Regions from separate parts of the Homo sapiens genome. Here region 2 is linked to region 1. A link is a loop called in an ENCODE intact Hi-C map of the cell type or tissue named here. Cell type or tissue: tibial artery. All regions are shown on one strand. Links, peaks and the distances in the headings refer to the core of each region. The heading gives the core; the rest is flanking DNA. Region 1 overlaps DIP2C (disco interacting protein 2 homolog C). Region 2 overlaps DIP2C (disco interacting protein 2 homolog C).

Region 1 (5,373 bases), core at 223-5,222:
GACGCTTCCGTCAGACTGGGGGGCCCTGAACCTTTGGTGTTAGGAATTCGGTGAACGGCACGTATGATACCTCGATTCTTTGCATTTGTAGCAATAGTTGTTAACAACATGACCATGAGATGTACAGAGGAAGGAAAAAGGTTTTATTTTCAGAGTAACAGTCTACTTTGGGAAATGTGGTCTCGGGGGAACTGTAAGCACACGCCCCTCAGGAGGGGAGGAGACCGCGGCATTTAAACACACGGGAGTTTGTTCGCTGTGTGTGTTCATCAGGTTCGTGGAATGTCTGAACGTTTACAGGGAAAGTGGGGTTTGTTCGCTGTGTGTGCTCATCGGGATTGTGGAATGTCTGAATGTTTACGGGGAAAGTCACAGCACACACGCAGTGAGTTAACCTGTAACATCTGTGTTCACCTTGGGGCGAGCGTAACATTTGAAATGAGGTGGACTCAGCGCGTCACGACCAAAGATGAGCTGTTGGGCGCAGACGTTTATGTGCAGCCTCTGTCAACAGCCGAGACTGGCTCAGGGTCTGCAGCTTTTGGCGGGAAAGGATGCTCACGACGCCCTTCTGTCCAGTCGGGGCTGCCTGCAGGGTCCCAGGGTGGGGTGTCTGGTCGGCCGGCATCGGGAGTCTGCCAAGGTCCCGTGGGCAGCGTTCCTCTAAACCAGGCTGCTGTCTGACTGTGGAGGAGACTTCATGCTGGTTAACAAACTGTACAGGAGTTAGTGCCGTGGGGCTTTGGGGCCAACCTTCCTCCCTGTGATGCCGCTTGCATTTCTCTCTGGGCCTCATTGTAGCCACAGAGAGTCCATCTCGTCTGACAGCAGGGGGTGCCATGTTGACATAGTAATTTATTGTATTAATCAACCTTTTCATTACTATGTTAGTAACAGTCTTTTTTTTTTTTTTTTTTTTTAAGAGATAGGGTCTTGCTGTATTGCCCAGGCTAATCTTGAACTCCTGGCCTCAAGCAACCCTCCCACCTCAGCCTCCCAAAGTGCTGGGCTTACAGGCTTGAGCCACTGCACCAGCCTACAGCCATGTTTTTAAAAGTCAGCAGTTTAAAAACCCTACTCCTCTCACCCCCTCAAGCAGGCTGGTTGGCCTTGTACAAACTGGGGTGTCACGACCTTGGCCCCCCTTTTATTTTTCCCTTTCTTTGGCCTCAAGTTCTGATAAGAACAGCAGTTACAAAATGGGCATTAGGTGATTCTTCCATTAATAAAGCCAGAATTCTCATCAGTTAGAGATGTTTGTCCCCAGGAGTCCAGAAAGCTGTTTTGAATCAAGCCCATAGCAAATAAGGAACAAAACCCTTGGTCCTCTGCTTAATATCTGGGAAATGTGTTAGTTGCTGACACCCTTTGATCTGTGCTCACGTGCTGCATCTCCTCACGGGAAGCAAAGTCGCCCTGTGGAATAAAGCCCGGCTCACGGTGGCATGTCCGGGATGCTCCGGGCTGTCAGTCACTTAGACGGCGGCAGGCGTGGAGACTCGGCATCGTGTGCAGAGCTCGGGCAACCGGAGTGCATCCACCTTAGAGACCACACAGCCGGTCGGCAAGGTGGACGTCCAGGCAGATGGCCTGATGGGCCCGCCACGTGGTGGCGAATTAGGAATTTGTTAGCAAAGAAATGAAACTTGCCTGTTGGTCCCAGCTTCTTTGGGAGGCTGAGGCAGGAGGATTGCTTGAGCCAGAAAGTCAAGGCCGCGATGAGCCATGATCGCAATACTGCACTCCGGCCTGGGTGACAGAGTGAGACTCCACCTAAAAAAATAAAAGCAAGCTAAACCTTTCCATAGCAGGAGGGGAGAATTTATCAAAGTAACTGCAACAAAAATCTTAGATGATGTAATTTCAGTGGCTAAGTGAGCTATCCAGCCCATGTGGCTGGCTCACAAAGATGCAACGGAGCCAGGTGCTGCTGCAGCTGCCCTCCCACCCTGATCGTTTGTGGATGTTTTCTGTTTTACGGTGTTTAGGATCTGTCTCCTGTCTTTTCTGTTTTCCCATATCTCCCTTTTGGATACATAGCTCACTACTTTATGGCTAAGCAACAGTAAAATAGGTTGTCTATTTTGAGAACTAACTTTTGTGTCTTTTAAGGACGGAAAACGAAGCAGGTGACAGGAGCATGGCAACGTGGTGAATAGATTTAGTTGAATATTTAAATACTTGGCACCACTCTGATCCCTTCTTCCTCTCTCAAGCTTAATTACAGCCGCTGCCTTCTAGGACAGAGCACTTTCAGCTCTGTGAGTAGGAATTAAACATTTTCTAAATCAGAAGTTTTAGTTAAGCAGTATTTTACGTGAATACCCAGTCCATAAGTGCTCACTGTACTGGTGTGTGGTATAGAGGAAGACCGGGTCTATGGTGCAGTGTCCCAGTTCCCATCTATGAGATGGGGGCCATGAGATGGCCTAGAAGAATGTTCAGATTGTGGGATTGAACGGATCTGCCCCACTCCTGGGAGCCTCGAGTCTAACTCGACTTGGGCAGGTTCTAGGGAGATGCCGGCAGCGCCGTCCTCACAGGTCACTGGGAGGGGTTCTGGCACCATCCCCGTCAGGTGTCTCATGATCAGCTCAGCTTGCCCATCTCAGAAGCTGCTGGTAGTGTTCTCGTTCCTGTTGTTTCTTGCGTGTTATTTAGGTTCTGTTCATGTGGGGACCTAGGAAGTTCCACAGTGAGAGGAGAGCTGCTGAGTCGCCTTCCTGCCTGGACGCCAGCCCCACGGAGGATGGTAACTGCTTGAGGTTGGCTTCTGCCCCCGGCCTCACCTGTGGAAGCACTGATGCAGTGGTACTTTGCAAGCTCCTGGGGCACACTGCACCGTTGTATGGATCCACAGGATACTGTGGTATCCAAGCACGTGCTCCCGGAGGAGAGGACCCTACAGGTGCTGATGCTGGGAGTCGGCAGAGAGTCCAGCGAGTGAGACTCACTGTGACGTGCACAGCTGCCATCTGCACAGCGCCTCCTGAGTCCAAGATGGTTGTGTGATAAGTGCACAAAGCGCATCTCCAGCAAAAAGCCACTAAGTGTCCACATCCGGGATATCCACCACTATGGCTTTTTGGTGTTAATAAGATGAATGTGAGTAGCAAGTGGTCTGCGTTCTGGGGGAGCAGCGGGCGGTCTGCGTTCTGGGGGAGCAGTGGGCGGTCTGCGTTCTGGGGGAGCTGCGGGCGGTCTGCGTTCTGGGTGGGCAGCGGGCGGTCTGCTTTCTGGGGGAGCTGTGGGCGGTCTGCATTCTGGGTGGGCAGCAGGCAGTCTATGTTCTGGGTGTGCGTGACGGTGCCACTGCGTTTTTGTTTTTATGTCTTGGTGAAAGGCATGAATGGCTCCTGACTAGGGTAGGTAAGGATGCTGTGACCAGGGACTCTGCAGTATTGTAGCTTGAGGAACCAAGGAGGTTTTCTCTCTCGCAAACCCTTCAGGGGGGATGTTCCAGGCTGGTGACTGCTCCATGAGGTATTCAGGGATCCAGGTTCCTTCCAGACACCTGCCCTACATTCCCAAGGACACGACTGTCCTTGCTGTGGTTGGGGCTGGGTGATTGCCATGCTGGCGGGGGAGGCTTAGGGTGAGAGTGGCCATCATTTACCTAATCTACATAATTACGTGGAGCTGGGAGTAAAGTGTAGCCGTGGCCTGGAGGATGGACGATGGATGTTGGTGAACAACTGGCTGCACTCACCGCAGCTGGCCCAGGGACGGGAAGGATGGCTGATTATGCCATTCAGCGGTACCTGGTTCTTTCACATTTGACTTTCTTATGGATTTTCTGTTGTACAGAGGAGAGAGCCTGTGGTTCTAGGCCAACCATCTCACTCATCTCATAACATCTTGTATCCCTTAGCCAACATTTATGTCAAGTTTTAGAAGTCCTACAAACTGGCAAGCATTTCTCAATCTGGTGTAACCACTGGATTTTATATCTGTGTCTGCATCTGTATTTACATCTCTGGTTATTTGACACTCTGTAGTACATTTGTAATCGGTTCCATTTGGTGGAAGTTACTTTCAACAAACTCTTGCTGCTACTTGAATTTTCAAGGTTGCAAGTAGAAATGAGGGAATAAACACCACATCTTTTTGCTCTAATTTTAAAATTTGTTGTTCCCCAAATCACACCATAAGTACAAATATTAAAAATTACAAAAGCAGCGGCTGAAGTCAAGGTTAAGGCATTTCTGGGTGATTTTAGCTAATCAGCAATATTTGCTGAGGTGTGTGGAGCAGAACAACATGCCAAGAAGCCCAGAAGCGGGGAGGGTCGGGAGGCCAGGCCATGACTTCAGAGGTGCTGTTTTGTGAGGGAGAGGAGCTAGATGCAGAGATGATAAACAGCTGCAGATGCACCCACTGCCGCACTTCGCACGGTACGGGGCCTTTGTGAGCTGAGTTATGAACCGGGTGAAGGCTGTGCAGGCGTCGGAGAATCCAGGCCAGATGCGATGGGTGGAGGCTGGGTAGAGGTGAGGAGCCAGACAGCCTCACTGAATGTGTGGTGGCTCACTGCAGACAGCTGTCCCCCAGGACGGCTGCCCTTACCCTGTCCGCCTCCACCTACTGAGGCCTATAGGTGTCGCAAGTGTGTGGTTTCTAAACAGACTTGGATGAGTTGCTTGCTGCCTGATGCACCTGGACAGGCGGAGGGCTGGTTATCCATGATGGCACCAGGGACTCTGCCGGGGACTGGCAGGACAGAGCCTCAGAGCACGGCACCAGTTCCCTGGGAGAAGATGGTGCTGGCGGGACGGAGGAAAGAAGAGGCACACAGTGCTGAGGCATGAATGCCAGTTTGCTCTTAGACATGACACAAATGCCTTCCGGAAGTTTCCACATAGGCGCAGTTAAAGCCACCAGTGTGGACGAGTCCTTAGATCAGGAGACCCAGAACATATGTGTATTTGAGATCCTTCACGTGCTGCCATCTCTTCAAAGAGGACCACAAGGTCGTCTCTAGTAATGTAAAACTAACATAAAAGAATTTTTTATTAAATGCCACGGATTTTTTTTTTTTTTTTTGGTGGGGTAGGGCTGGTGTGTGACAGAAAAACAGCGGATACGGTGACACAGCTGGTGGGTGTTGGTTCTGGGCCCCAGCTGTGCAGCTGTATGAATAGAAATTAGTCTCTACAGTGGTATGAACCTAAACACCTGGATTACATGTTTTCATGTATTTAACATAAATAAATGCACACATTTATATGCTAAACACACATTTTTCTAAATTTTATGTAATAAAATTCACACCTTCAAGTATTTAGCATAGAAACAGCTGTGCAGCATCTCCCTGCCCACAGCCACTTGGACGTTCAGAGTGGAAACCACGCGGCTGTGGGCTTTGTGAGTGGT
Region 2 (5,373 bases), core at 270-5,269, 46 kb before region 1:
CGTGACTAATTTCTCATGCTTATTTTTGCCTTTATTTCTAGTTACAGTACCGATACTTCTTCTTCCTCTAAATTTTTGCTAATCGCTAGTGAATTAGTGATAAACTGTATTTACATGTTCTCTAAATCCAGTGACTTAACTGGAGGTCATTCTTCTTGTACCATGTGTCAGTGCTATGTCAGGATGGCTCAGTTTTACCTTGTCAAAGGATTAATTGCAGTAGGATGCAGCCATACTGGAACTTACTCATTTATGGAATATCTGCGCTTTATTTTTTGTTGTTAGTCACACTTGAGGTGTGTTCAAATGTAAACATGCTGAGCAGTGTTAGAAAGATATACAAGATTGTAACGAAGTAAGAAAAAACTGGATCAACTACCAGCTAATGAATTTTATATTTTAAGTAAATGGAATGTGGACCTTGGCAATTAGTTTTCATCTTGCCCTCTTATTTTTTTTTTTATTAGACAGAATCTTGCTCTGTCACCCAGGCTGGAAGGGTGGAGCACAACAGTACGATCTTGGTTCACTACAACCTCCTCCACCTCCCAGGTTCAAGAGATTCTTATGCTTCAGCTTCCCAAGTAGCTGGGGTTACAGGCGCGTGCCACCATGCCTGGCTAATTTTTTATTTTTAGTCGAGATGGGGTTTTGCCATGTTGGCCAGGCTGGTCTCCAACTCCTGATCTCAAGTGATCACCCACCTCACCTTCCTAAAGTGCTGGGATTATAGGTCTGAGCCACCATCCCTGGCCTGATCTTCTGTTTTAATATTGGTTATTCAGTCTCAATGATAGCACCTGGTTGTATTAAATTGGAGTAGAAAGCACAATTGAAATGAATGTGGTTGTGTATGTACATGCTAATTTAGCGCTCATGGCAGCACTGTGAGGTGGGCATTGTTTCTGAAGGAATGCCGGATGGGCAAGTCAGGGCTTAGATACGGGACTTGTGGGCAGTTACTGCTGTCCCATGGCTGAGACCAGGCCTGTCTGACTCCTGTACCCTGAACGCTTCTTAACATTGCCTTTCAACACACGTATGAGTAATTGTCAAGAGTCAGTGAGTGCTCGAGTGTGATGTGGTCTGTGGCGTTTGCCTCGCAGTGTTGCTTTGGCTTGGGATAACTGGGCGACAGCTCCCTTCCTTCTGCAGCTGCCTGGGAGTCCCAGGAGAACCCCACTGATACCATTTATAAATGCTGGACATGTGACATTCTGCTTGGTGCCAGCACATCTGGAATCCGACAGCGTAGTTAGATTCTTGGTCAGCAAACCCGTACAGGAGCGTGTGAACTCTGCATTTGCTTCTCCCGGACAAAGGTGAGTTCCTGGTCACTGTGCTGGATGGCAACAGGTGTGGCCTCAGGAGCAGGACAGAGACTGGCACCCACGTGCAGGAGTAGCATCTGCAAGGAGGTGGGGGATGTGACAGACACAAAACCACTGAAATCCTGAAAGTGCGAGCTCAGCTGTTACCATGGAGGAGAGGCGCAGGTAAGACCAGATTGTTTCTCATTGTTGCACGTTTCTGAAAATGACCCTAAATTGACTCTTCTTTGGCTCCTTGCGCTTCCTAGTTGGGTGGGAGGAAACTGTGCCCCTGGCTCTGGCCCTGCTTGCGGCGAGATGGAGGCTGCTGTAGCTTGCCCTGCCCTCCCTATGACTTCCTCTGTGCTGTTCTCCTCCAGGAACAGTTCTGCTGAGCAAGCTTGGACTCTGCTCCCTTCTGCTCTTGGATGTCATGTCTGGAAGGCTTGTGTTCTTTTCTGGGTTTTGATGATGCTGAGCTATGTTTTTGCAAGGATCACACGTGCCCATAGCAGGGAGAAGCCCCTTTGCGACTTCAACATCTTGACACTCTCAGCAGAGCTCGCTGTCGAAGTTGAGAGACTTTTGCGTTTGTTTTGGCAGAAGCTGAGTTTCAGTCCTAGGACGGCCTCAGCACACTTGATCCCAGCTCCTTTCTCTCACTGCTCCCCTCGTGTATGGCAGAAATCATATGCCCTGAAGTTTACCAGTCCCTTCATTTGAAAACTTCAGTTAATGTATATGATCCTCAAATGAGAATTTTACTTTTTATAAAAGCAATCACAAAGACTGGATTTTGCGATACCAGTGTTTTATGTGTAGATTAATTGTACTCACAATAAACTTTGTCTTCTAAGTATTAATAATTCCATGTTTCAGATTAGCATGGAATCATGCCCTGGAGTAGTTTTGCTTTTCCGCTGTTTTTGGCGAAGGTAAAGTTGAGAACGTTGTGATATTAGCTGTAGTGAGCCTTTAGTTCCTTCTGTCTATTTTCCTTGAAGCCAAGACCAGCAGACTGATTGATACCAGTTTGTGAGCGCCTGGCATCTCCTAGGCCTTTCGTGGGTCTTCCCTCTGCTGTCTCGTGGGCAGAGCAGTCACTCGTGGAAGGTGAACCTGAGAATCTGTGGAATTACATAAACTTCATAGCTCTCTTCTGTGACAAACCGAATCACATTAAACCCAGTAAATTGTAACAGCAGGCTTTGCACATACAAAGCATTGAACACCAGAACAGGAAACCGCGTTGCGATGCTTCTGGTCCTGCACAAGACCTCTAGTATCATAGCACATTGAAGATAGTGGCAGCATTGAGTGTTTGGAAATATTATGTACCATGGCCTTGATTTTCGAGGGCCTGGATAAACACCTCTGTGGTTATGGCAAACTTTATCAATGGGAGCTGAAGGTTAGTGCTGGGGCAGATTGTGTTTCAAAGAATCAGGGTCTCTTGAGTATGTTTCGGTTTTCCCATGAAGAAGAAAGATGTTACCTGTTCTTTCCTGGACTGTGGCTATCAGGGTGCCCCACCACGATCACTAATACATGTACCCTGTTTCCATTTAGCTGGGCTTGGGCCAGAGTCCTTCCGTTGTCACACGTCATATGAGGCTGTCTGCTGAGGAATTGTCTTCTGCTTCATCGTTAGCATGTTGAAATATTGCTTTCCAAAGCATATTCTACTTTATCATTTGTATTTATGTAAAATAATGGAATGGTTATTCTAACCGTGCAGTTTCCTATCCTTGGTTATTTAATTGCGGAAAGATAACAGTGGGTTTTATTTTGCTAAAATCTGCTAGGAATTGTGCAAAATCTTTGTGAAATGCCCAATTTCCTAGCTTAAGTTATAGATGTTTGTATATAAGAGAAAAAGCCTATTGCTAAAAGCAGCAATGTCTTTATCGATGCAAAAAGCTTTAAACTTACTGGCCGTGTAGTCAGTAAAATGCATCAGAACGTGGCAAAAATTGAGAAAAGCATTGAAGTTTTAAAATCTGCTATGCAGTTTTCTTCAACTCCCTTGCAAGATACTTAATTTGAGTAGAAGACAGAATAAAGTGTTCCCGTTGAGGAAAGTGACAGGGAGGACCGTTCAGAACGTGTTTGGAATCTGAGCAGTCCTGTCACGCTCTAGTCTGTGATGTGGTGGTGTGTCCATGGTACCACTTTATAGAACTTGAAGAATGCTGCTTCTGTGAATAAAATACATTTTATTCTTGGCATTTCATTTGTGAGTTTTGAGATGTGTAAAACGTGTTAATGGTTTCTTTCTCTTACACAATTACTTGTTCTTTTTTTTTAAGTACCTACAAGACTCTGAAGCACATAATCACTTAAAAAGAAAAGAGGAAAAAAAAAGCCGGCGTGATGGCTCATGCCTGTAATCCCAGCACTTTGGGAGGCCGAGGCGGGCGGATTGCTTGAGCCTGGGAGCTTGAGACCAGCCTGGGCAACCTGGTGAAACCCCATCTCTACTGAGAACACAAAAATTAGCTGGGTGTGAGGGTTGCACACCTGTAGTCCCAGCTACTCTAGAGGCTGAAGTAAGAGAATCGCTTGAGCCTGGGAGGCGGAGCTTGCAGTGAGTGGAGATGGCGCCCCTGCCGTCAAGCCTTGTTGACAGAGGGCGACCCTGTCCGAAAAACAGCAACGATAATAACATGTGGGTGAACTGCCCGGCTGCGCTCTGTGTAAACTAGAGTAGAATAAATCCAGTTATGTTTGTCTTTTATTAGCATTGAAATTTTCTTAATCATCCCTGTTTTTTCATTACATTGTAGCAATATATTGCTGCTTAGAGTCTGGAACAAGTAGGCTTCTCTTGATCATCAGGTTGTTACTGGATTGCTAAAACTTGGCATGATTTTCCCTTCCTTGGATGTGAGTTATAGAACTTTGCCTTTTGAGGTGACATGCTGCATTATGACAGCAGACACAGGAACTCCCAAATAATTCACTTACATGCTAAAATGTACGTGCTTTGTAGCATTTCCCTCCGAGAATGAAAATGGTACCTCTCATTCGTGGGTGGATGATGCTATTTGCTGAAAACATGTTTATTTACTGCCTCAGTCCGCAGTTGGGTAGCCCTGTCCTTTGTAGGATATTCAGGGAGCGGGGACATCTTGAGTCTTGAAAGTCTCTCTCTGCGAGATGGCAATCTTCCGGCTGCCTGTTTAGCGAGTCCCGCCGGCTGTCATTTACTGGAGAGTGCAGTTTCCTGGCTGCCCTGGTCTTTGAGGGGAGGGAGACTGAGGGGTCATTTTCTCACCTGCACCAACGTGTTTATTAAAGCTGGCTTGTGGATCATTTGGAGGAAAACCCGCATCTGTGACTTTCAGATGAATGGAAGTCATTTTAAAAAACTTTTTTTTGTCTATTATGGAGAAGTTTTGTCCTTGTGATCTGTGAATACAGTCACTGGAGAGCAGAATGTTGACCGTGTGAGTGCTTACAGTGTACATACAAAGTCACATCTTCACAAGTATTACATTAAAAAGTGACAAATAATAGAAAACTATTTTTCTCATTACAACCTCGGTAAGAAGCTGGCAGTACTCTTTTGTTTTTGGAGGGGTGTGATGGGAATATTGAGAGAGTGTCATCAACATTAGACTCACCCACTCTGCAAATCCTGTGCTGGCTGGAATGGGGACCCCGTGATGGAAAGATGCAACCCTCTGCCTGGACGGAGTTGAATTTTTGTGGCGCTCAGGATGCACAGTTAACTGCAATATAAAGGCAGAGTGTGAAACGCTGTGGAGGCTGAGAGAAGAGATGTGGTTAGCAAGTATGAGTGAGATGTTTGGGGCGTGTTAGCAAAGCTTGCTGCACACATGCCAGGTGCTGTCTGCACACGTGTGATCCTTAGAACACTGGCGTGTGGAGCCATGAGGCTGTCGAGGGCCCCAGCTCCCGGCAGGCTGAGGGAGTCTCCTGTTACCACTAGGATAACCGTGATCGAAGGCTGTCACTCAATCCCGAGAAGGGTCTCCTTTCAGAGAGGAAAACACCCCTAGAGCCTCGGGCAGAATTCAGTGATTTTTTATTATAATGT

What was found. Hi-C counts contacts between places; a loop is a spot of excess contacts. Peaks named below come from ENCODE experiments on the same cell type or tissue, not always from the same donor. Only the 100,000 strongest peaks of a DNase experiment are listed, where the experiment ranks them.
Region 2: a loop joins it to region 1, with 2.0 times the contacts of the local background. A loop is called at or near these places in 11 of 110 quality-filtered maps.

The regions. Positions count from the first base shown.
Region 1 is chr10:526,201-531,573 of GRCh38, reverse strand. All of the region lies in intron 1 of DIP2C (disco interacting protein 2 homolog C), which reads left to right. Among named protein-coding and RNA genes, the nearest start is that of DIP2C-AS2, 100 kb to the left of the region's middle. In tibial artery, for the core only: no CTCF peak of the experiment used is centred there; DNase peaks (open chromatin) are centred at 2,833 and 3,326.
Region 2 is chr10:572,009-577,381 of GRCh38, reverse strand. All of the region lies in intron 1 of DIP2C (disco interacting protein 2 homolog C), which reads left to right. Among named protein-coding and RNA genes, the nearest start is that of DIP2C-AS2, 54 kb to the left of the region's middle. RefSeq lists an enhancer at 5,092-5,373. In tibial artery, for the core only: no CTCF peak of the experiment used is centred there; no DNase peak of the experiment used is centred there; H3K4me3 peaks cover 608 bases; H3K27ac peaks cover 2,330 bases.